Linked DNA regions of Homo sapiens: region 2 is linked to region 1. A link is a loop called in an ENCODE intact Hi-C map of the cell type or tissue named here. Cell type or tissue: mucosa of descending colon. All regions are shown on one strand. Links, peaks and the distances in the headings refer to the core of each region. The heading gives the core; the rest is flanking DNA.

Region 1 (4,391 bases), core at 282-4,281:
AAAATAAAAAAAATAAAGGAAACGTGGGCTAATTTATTTTCCTGAGAGACTATAAATCATGATGAAATGTTTTGGGAATATTTTTGGTACTTTAAATTATTGTAGAAATTTATAAATGTGTCGGATTTTGGCCAAAGTGGCTCACACCTGTAATCCAAGCACTTTGGGAGGCCAAGGTGGGCAGATCACCTGAGGGTAGGAATTGAAGACCAGCCTAGCCTACATGGTGAAACCCTGTCTCTAAAAGAATTTTTAAAAAAATTTTTAAGTCAGATTTTAAGAAATATTCTTATGGCCGGGTGTAAGTGGCTCATACCTGTCATCCCAGCACTTAGGGAGGCCCAGGCAGGCAGATCACTTGAGCTTAGGAGTTCAGTTACCTGAACAACACAGCAAGACTCCATCTCCTCAAAAAAATTAGCTGGGCATGGTAGTGAGCACCTGTAGCTACTTGAAGGGGTTGAGGTGGGAGGATCACTTGAGCCTGGCAGGTCAAGGCTACAGCAAGCCGTGTTTATGTCACTGCAGTCCAGGCAGGGTGACAAAGTGAGACACTGTCTCCACATAAGAAATACTCTTGGTCATAGCTATGATTTCTTTACACCAAGTTTGTTTGTGGATGCCAATCACAATGGGTTTGTTCCTAGGGTAATAAGGTTTGCTTTGATCATTTCCAAGAGTAAGTTGTACCACTAGATAGCAGAAGAGGTGTGCTTAAAAAGTATGGCAAATGCATATTGAGGAAGTAGTATGTTGGCCAGACACAGAGGCTCACGCCTGTAATCCCAACACTTTGGAAGGCCGAGGCAGGTCACTTGAGGTCAGGAGTTCGAGACCAGCCTGGCCAACATGGTGAAACCCCATCTCTACCAAAAATACAAAAATTAGCTGAGTTTGGTGGCACGTGCCTGTGGTCCTAGCTAGGTACTTGGGAGGCTGAGGTGGGAGGATCACTTGAGCCTGGGAGGTGAAGGGTACAGTGAGCCAAGACTGTGCCACTGCACTCTAGCCTGGGTGACAGAGTGAGACCCACTCTCAAAAAGAAAAAACAGAGTACAGTAAAGAAGCTGGCCAAAACCAAGATGGCGATGAAAGTGACCTCTGGTTGTCCTCACTGCTCATTAAAACTTTTTAAAAAATATATGAAAAGGGGCCAGGCAGTGTGGCTCACACCTGTAATCCCAGGACTTTGGAAGTCTAAGGTGGGTGGATTGCCTGAGGTCAGGAGTTCAACACCAGCCTAGCCAACATAATGAAACTCTGTCCCTACTAAAAATACAAAAAATTAGCTGGGTATGGTGGTGGGTGCCTGTAATCCTAGCTAGTTGGGAGGCTGAGGCAGGAGAATCACTTGAACCCAGGAGGTGGGGAGGTTGGAGTGCGCTGAGATTGTGCCACTGCACTCCAGCCTAGGCAACAAAGCACTTTGGGAGGCCGAGGCGGGTGGATCACCTGAGGTCAGGAGTTTGCAACCAGCCTGGCCAACATGGCGAAACCCCGTTTCTACTAAAAATACAAAAAAATTAGCTGGGTGTGGTGTTGCACGCCTGTAATCCCAGCTACTTGGGAGGCTGAGGCAGGAGAATTGCCTGAACCCAGGAGACATAAGTTGCAGTGAGCTGAGATTGCACCATTGACAAGAGCGAAACTGCATCTCAAAAAATATATATATGAAAAGAAAGTTATCTTTTAAAAAAAGAAAATAGTGCGTTATGTTGCACTACTCTCCCTGCAGTCTGAAATTCTAGACATAGGAGCATCATAATAAATAAGGCAAATCTGCCTCTTTTCTGCTTTATGCTGGTCAGACCACATTTTGAGTCTCAAGGCCAGTTCATGTCCAGTCTCACTGTAAGGACAGAGAGCAAGAGCAACTAGAAGAAAGCAGCCAGTGAGAGAGGATGCTTGAAATCACCTTCTGAGCAACCACAGAAAGAGCCCAGATGGGACAGGGGCAAGCCAGGAGGGACGCTCTTCCTAGCCACTTGGCTCATCTTTCAGTCAGCTCTCCTTTGAAGATAACTAGCAGCTTTCTAGTTGTTCTTACCTAGTCTTCATTTTGTTTCTAGTTGTCTTAGTTGGGTTTAAGATATAAGAAAACTCTTGTTTGCAACTAACTAAAACTCTCACGTTAGGCTGAACTGTGGAGCTACTTTGACAAGAGTGGGTAGTGTACCATCTTCTGGCCAGATCACACATTTACATGACTCTAATGATAGTCTTGTATTGTCTTTAATTGATAACAGGAAGAGCTGAAGAGAGACCTGAAAATTAAGAAAGAAAAAGACCTGATGCAGTTGGCTCAGGCCACAGCAGTAGCTGCACCCTGCCCCCCAGTGACACCAGCTCCTCCAGCCCCTCCAGCCCCTCCACCTTCACCTCCCCCTCCACCTGCTGTGCAACACACAGGCCTTCTGTCCACGCCCACCTTACCTGCTGCTTCCCAGAAGAGGAAGCGGGAAGAGGAAAAAGACTCCAGCTCAAAGTCCAAGAAAAAGAAAATGATCTCTACTACCTCAAAGGAAACTAAGAAGGACACAAAGCTTTACTGTATCTGTAAAACGCCTTATGATGAATCTAAGTGAGTAGATCTTTTTGAGCTCTAGTTTTTTGTCTTGAAAGTTTAGCTATTAAATTGGATTTTGAAGAAAATGAATATTTTGGGAGTGATATAAATGAAAATATTAAATTTAAGAGTAATGTTTCATCCATGGTCTTGCATGTGATATTCTTACCATTGACGCTAGTAAAGTAAAATTTGCTATTTCACGTGTTTGTGATTGTCCTTTGTTATATTCTTTTCTGTCAAAAACAAGCTTTCTGTTGCTCCTTTGCTTTCTCTTCTTCCCTCTGAATTAACTCCAAATCAGTGAGTAATTGATGTCTGGAGAAGGAGGTGTATTACTGTTGCCCAAAATGGAGAGCATCCTTTCTGGGATCTGTTCAAAGCCCTGCGAATACATGAAATCCTGGAAACCAGTTGAACATGAATGGTCAGAGGTTTTGAATTTGAGTGGTTCGGTTTCTTAATTGTTTTATTTTAAGCAGTTGTTTTTTTTTGTATTAAAATACTGCAACTCATATTTTTGTCAAAGTTTCCACTTTCTTATCAGAGACAAAAGCCAGAAAAATACAAAAAGTGTTCCTTTCCCCCATTCCTCAAGCATAACGTCCAACAGTTTGGCAGCTGGAAGCTGTTTTTGACAGTTGTGACTTGTATTTGGTGATATAAACAAGATTATAGAGGCACTAAACCGTAAATGTAGTTTCATTTTTTTGGTCATTACTATCATTTTACAAAATATTTAACTTCTACTTTGAACATTAAAATGTAGTCCAGCTTTTTAAAGCCACAGTTAACCACCATACTTTTTACAGGACCAAAAAGTCTGATTGTGCTTTAAAAACTGATCATTTAGAATCAATTAATTAGAATTAGGAATGCTTAATGCCTACCTTAAGTGGATACCTAATTGATTCCTAAAATAAAATTGTGGTCCCTTTAATGATGTTCAAGTTGCAACATTGAAGCTGCTTTGGTGGTGCTATCTAAATGATAATCTGTTTGCAAATGCCAAATGAAAACTCTTTGTTGGCAGATTGAGCTGTGTGCTGAATTAAACAGAAATCAATTTAGGCATCTTCACTTTTCATTATCTTATCTCATTGGAAATTATACATAATGTAAACAGTAGAACGTGATTCACTGATTTTTTTTTACTTTAGTTTAATACAAGTGTGCCTCACTTTAAGCAAAATATACTAAATGATTTCTGAAACAGGAGTTTCCTTACTTTTTCAGTTAAAAAGATTTGTTTACAGAATTTCTTTAAATAACAAGGCTTCTTTGGCCTGTTTAGAGTATTCAGATCACAGAAATTGATTTCACACACAACTTCTTTGAAATACCTACATTGCATAAAATGAGGCACACAGATACATGTGCCCATTCCATCGAGATTGCCTCATTATTTTGTGTTATTTTATATTTTTCATTTTGTCATTATTAACACTTTAGTATACCAGGTTCATTCACTCCCTATTTTAGTTGAGATGAGTTAGTGTTTCTAAGGAGTGTTTCGTAATCTCTTGTCCCAAACTAGGCTGGTTTGGGAATCCAGTGAGAGTGACTGAAAACTGAAATTCAAGTCCTGAACATCCTTCCAGAACACAGCCTATCACCCTGTGGAGATAACACACAAACTATCTCAGAGGACCCCCACCTGTGGCAGTGAAAATCATGTGAGAGTCATAGTTCAAAAGAAAAAAGTGCTGGGCACCGTGGCTCATACCTGTAATCTCAGCACTTTGGGAGGCCGAAGTGGGAGGATCACTTGAGCCCAGGTGTTTGAGACCAGTCTGGGCAACATAGAGAGACCCCGTCTGTACAA
Region 2 (4,391 bases), core at 294-4,293, 60 kb after region 1:
GAGTTGAAGTGAGCCCCCATCATGGCACCGCACTCCATCCTAGGCAAAAGAGCAAGACTCTGTCTCAAAAATAAATAAATAAATAAAATTTTCAAGCTAGTCAACTGAACTGGTCTGAAAGGCTTAAACTCTGATTATTGTGTGTTTTTTTTATTTCACTAATTTGCAGATCTCTCACACACACACATATGCACAAACACACAAACTGTTCTAATTACAATTTGTTGTTCATAATATTTTGAAGACAGCAACAATAAATTATGTTTATCATAGTTGTATGGGGTAACTCCACAGTTACTCTGCTGTAAACTTTCCTTGGTACCGTCCTGGAAATCTGAGGCCAGCACAGTTGGACCTGCTCACACGTCCCTTGGGATAAGAATAGGGACAAAGTTTTGTAAGTGTGGCTGCCCATTGTTAATCTCAGCTTGAAAAAGTAGACAGAACTCAGAAGGCTGAGGCAGCAGAATCGCTTGAACCTGTGGGACAGAGGTTGCAGTGAGCCAAGATCGCGCCATTGCACTGCAGCCTGGGCTACAATATCGAGACTCCGTCTCACACACACAAAAAAAAGTAGACAGAAAAAGAGATGATGCCACATGTCTAGTCACCAGTTTGTGTTTGCTAAGGTCTTTTTCTTTTAAAAATCAGTATAAGTTAAGCAAGAATAAATGCTTCCTCAATGTGTGCAATTTTTATTTGTCAATTATATCTCAATAATGCTGGGGAAAAACACTTTTTAAAATTTTTATTTTTATTATTATTATTTTTTTAAGAGGGAGTCTGGCTCTGTCACCCAGGCTGGAGTGCAATGGCACCATCTCGGCTCTCGGCTCACTGCAACTTCCAGCTTCCGGGTTCAAGCGATTCTCCTGCCTCAGCTTCCAGAGTAGCTAGGATTAGAGGCATGCGCCACCACGCCCGGCTAATTTTTGTATTTTTAGTAGAGACAGGATTTCACCATGTTGGCCAGGTTGGTCTTGAACTCCTGACCTCAGGTGATCCGCCCGCCTTGGCCTCCCAAAGGGCTGGGATTGCAGTTGTGAGCCATCGCGGCCGGCCTAAAAGAATTTTTTTTTTGAGACGGAGTTTCGTTCTTGTTGCCCAGGCTGGAGCGCAATGGCGTGATCTCGGCTCACTGCAACCTCCGCCTCCCCGGTTCAAGCGATTCTCTTGCCTCAGCCTCCCGAGTAGCTGGAATTACAGGCGCGCACCACCACGCCTGGCTAATTTTTTGTGTTTTTAGTAAAGACGGGGTTTCACCATGGCCAGGCTGGTCTTGAACTTCTGACCTCGGGTGATCCGCCTGCCTCGGCCTTCCAGAGTGCTAGGATTACAGGTGTGAGCCACCGTGCCCAGCCAAGAATTTTTTTTTTTTAAGTAAATATTTCTTTTTAGGGGTCAGATTTCGTGTTCACTTGCAAGCTCTCAATGACAGTGTTTTTTGCCTCGGCCTCCGAAAGTGCTGGGATTACAGGCGTGAGCCACCGTGCCCGGCCATTTTGGTTTTTTAATTTTTTTTTTTTTTCTTTTTGAGACAGAGTTTCGCTCTTGTTGCCCAGGCTTGAGTGCAATGGCGCAATCTTGGCTCACTGCAACCTCCATCTCGCGGGTTCAAGCGATTCTCCTGCCTCAGCCTCCCAAGTAGTTGGGACTACAGGCATGCGCCACCACGCCCGGCTAATTTTTTCTATTTAGTATTTCAACAGTTGGTCAGTCTGTTCTCGAACTCCTGACCTCAGGTGACGCCTCGGCCTCCCGAAGTGCTGGGATTACAGGAATGAGCCATGGCCTGGTTTTTAAATTCTTTTTAAAGATTGATACTTCATATTGATTTTGAATTTTTTTGTTTTTGTTTTTTGAGACAGGGTCTCGCTCCGTTACCCAGGCTGGAGTGCAGTGGCCCAATCATATTATAACTTACTGCTAATTTTAAAATTTTTTTCTGGGGAGGTTGGGGTTGGGGGTGGTGTCGTCTCCTTATGTCGCCCAGGCTGGTCTCAAACTCCCGGACTCAAGTGATTCTCTCGCCTTGGCCTCCTAAAGAGCTGGAATTACAGGCGTGAGCCACCCCACCCCGAATAACAAGTGATATTGTGTTACATTCGTATAATGTGTAATGATCAAATCAGGGTAACTGGGATAGCTGTCACCTCAAACACTGATCATTTCTTTGTGTTAGGAGCATTTCAAATATTTTCTTCTAGCTACTTTGAAATATACAGTAAATTACCGTTAGCTATAATTACCCTACTGTGCTACCGAACACTAGGTCTGACCGTATTTTAGTACCCATTCGCTGACAGTGTTTTTAAAACTCTCAAAAGCACCTCTTTATTTGTGATAACGATAGCTGCCAAGAACCATCTCTTAATCAACTGTCCAATGATCGCCCTCTCTTCCACCAAAACTAATCTCACGCGACCCAGATGGGACTCGAACCCACAATCCCCAGCTCCGGAGGCTGATGCCTTATCCATTAGGCCACTGGGTCACCACAGGATCCGGCTTCTCACACCCTCTCCTTACGCGATGCCATCATCACGCTCCCGCCCCCGCGCATCGCGGTCTCGCGCCGAGAGGCAAGTGATTTGGCAGCCGCCCCCAGCGGCGGCGGCGCGCGCCTGCGCTTTTCTGCGTCCCTGTCGGCCGCCTGGACTTCCCGCGCGCTGCGCCATGGGCCCGGAGCGGCCGCAAGGGCCCCGGAGGGCCTGCGCGTGACCCTCCGAGCTCTCCTGCCCGGTAACTGCATGGCATCCACCCCGCCGGGTTTGGGTGCTATCCTTCCTGTCGGGTTCTTCAAGCGTTCTTAACTCCAGTTGTCCATTGGGCTCACCTGGGGAATTTTAAACAAGGTTCCAGTGCCTGCCCCATCCCATTCTAGTTCAGTTGACTGGGGCGGACCTGGGCGTCTTCATTTTACAAAGCTCCCCGGGACCCTCTGCAGGGCAGGCGGCGTTGGGAGCCACTGCAGATCGCGAAATCCTCCCGCAGCTTCCCTCTCCCGCCAACCTTCTTGTCCCTGTCTTCTCTTTCTTTCCCGCGTTTATTCAGCAGAGATTAATGTGATAACCTGTTATGTGCTGGGAACTGTTGGGCTCCTGGGTGAACAGGCTTTTCCACCCCACGAGAACTTCAAATCTGACCTTTGTCCCTACGGCCATTCACCTTCAGCCGTTTTCCTCCCCCTGACTCTTCTTTCCCTCTGGAGTAAAGGGAAAATGAACATAACAAAGTCCCTAAGTGCAAAATAGTACGGGTTTGGCTTCCCCCTTCCCTCAGCCAACATCCTGAAGTTAAGTTTTGAGTAAAGACTTGGAGACTTTCTGGTGCCATGCACACTATCTGTATGTTTGTTGCATGTAAAGATGCTGCATTTGTGATTTTTACAAATACACAATTTCGTTTTCTTCTTAGACACGTAACACTTGTTCTTCACAAGTCTGTTTAAAATATGGCTAAGCCGGCCGGGCGTGGTGGCTCCTGCCTGTAATCCCAGCACTTTGGGAGGCTGAGGCTGGCGGATCACTTGAGGTCAGGAGTTGGAGACCAGCCTGGCCAACGTGGTGAAACCCTGTCTCTACTAAAAATACAAAAAAATTAGCCAGGCGTTTGGTGGCGTGCGCCTGTAATTCCAGCTACCAGGGAAACTGAGGCAGGAGAATCGCTTGAACCTGGGAGGCGGAGGTTGCTGTAAACCGAGATTGTGCCACTGCACTCCAGCCTGGGCGACAGAGCAAGACGGTCTCAAAAAAAAAAAAAAAAAAAAAGATAAGCCAGGTAAAGAAAATCGAAATTGGGCCGGGCTCGGTGGCTCACGCCTGTAATCCCAGCATTTTGAGATGCCCAAACGGGCGGTTCCCTTTAGGTCAGAAGTTCGAGACCAGCCTGGCCAAAAAGGTGAACCCTAATCTCTACTAAAAATGCAAAAATTACCGGGGCGTGGTGGCGAGCGCCTGTAGTCCCAGCTGCTTCGGAGGGTGAGGCAGGAGAATCGCTTGAACCGGGGAGGCGGAGGCTGCAGTGAGCCGAGATCTCGCCATTGCACTGCAGCCTGGGTGATAGAGCAAGACTCTTTCAAAAAAAAAAAAAAAAAAAAAAGGGACCGTGCGCGGTGACTCACGCCTGTAATCCCAGCACTTTGGGAAGCCGAGGCGGGCGGATTATGAGGTCAAGAGTTCGAGACCAGCCCGGCCAACATGGTGAAACCCCGTCTCTACCAAGAATACAAAAATTAGTGGGCCGTGGTGGCGCGTGCCTGTAATCCCAGGTACTGGGGAGGCTGAGGCAGGAGAATCGCTTGAACCTGGGAGGCAGAGGTTGCAGCGAAGCGGGATTGCACTACTGCACTCCACTCTGGGCGATAGAGCAAGACTCTGTCTAGGGGGAAA

Evidence for each region. Hi-C counts contacts between places; a loop is a spot of excess contacts. Peaks named below come from ENCODE experiments on the same cell type or tissue, not always from the same donor. Only the 100,000 strongest peaks of a DNase experiment are listed, where the experiment ranks them.
Region 2: a loop joins it to region 1, with 3 times the contacts of the local background. A loop is called at or near these places in 14 of 110 quality-filtered maps.

What each region holds. Positions count from the first base shown.
Region 1 is chr17:67,957,295-67,961,685 of GRCh38, forward strand. BPTF (bromodomain PHD finger transcription factor) reads left to right here. Exons shown (of 28, transcript NM_182641.4): 24 at 2,247-2,581. Among named protein-coding and RNA genes, the nearest start is that of C17orf58, 37 kb to the right of the region's middle. In mucosa of descending colon, for the core only: no CTCF peak of the experiment used is centred there; a DNase peak (open chromatin) is centred at 2,380.
Region 2 is chr17:68,017,476-68,021,866 of GRCh38, forward strand. TRR-CCG2-1 (tRNA-Arg (anticodon CCG) 2-1) reads right to left here and starts at 2,494; the gene lies at 2,422-2,494. RefSeq lists a silencer at 2,347-2,466 and an enhancer at 2,412-2,985. In mucosa of descending colon, for the core only: CTCF peaks have their summits at 2,588 and 2,794; a DNase peak (open chromatin) is centred at 2,556; H3K4me3 peaks cover 796 bases.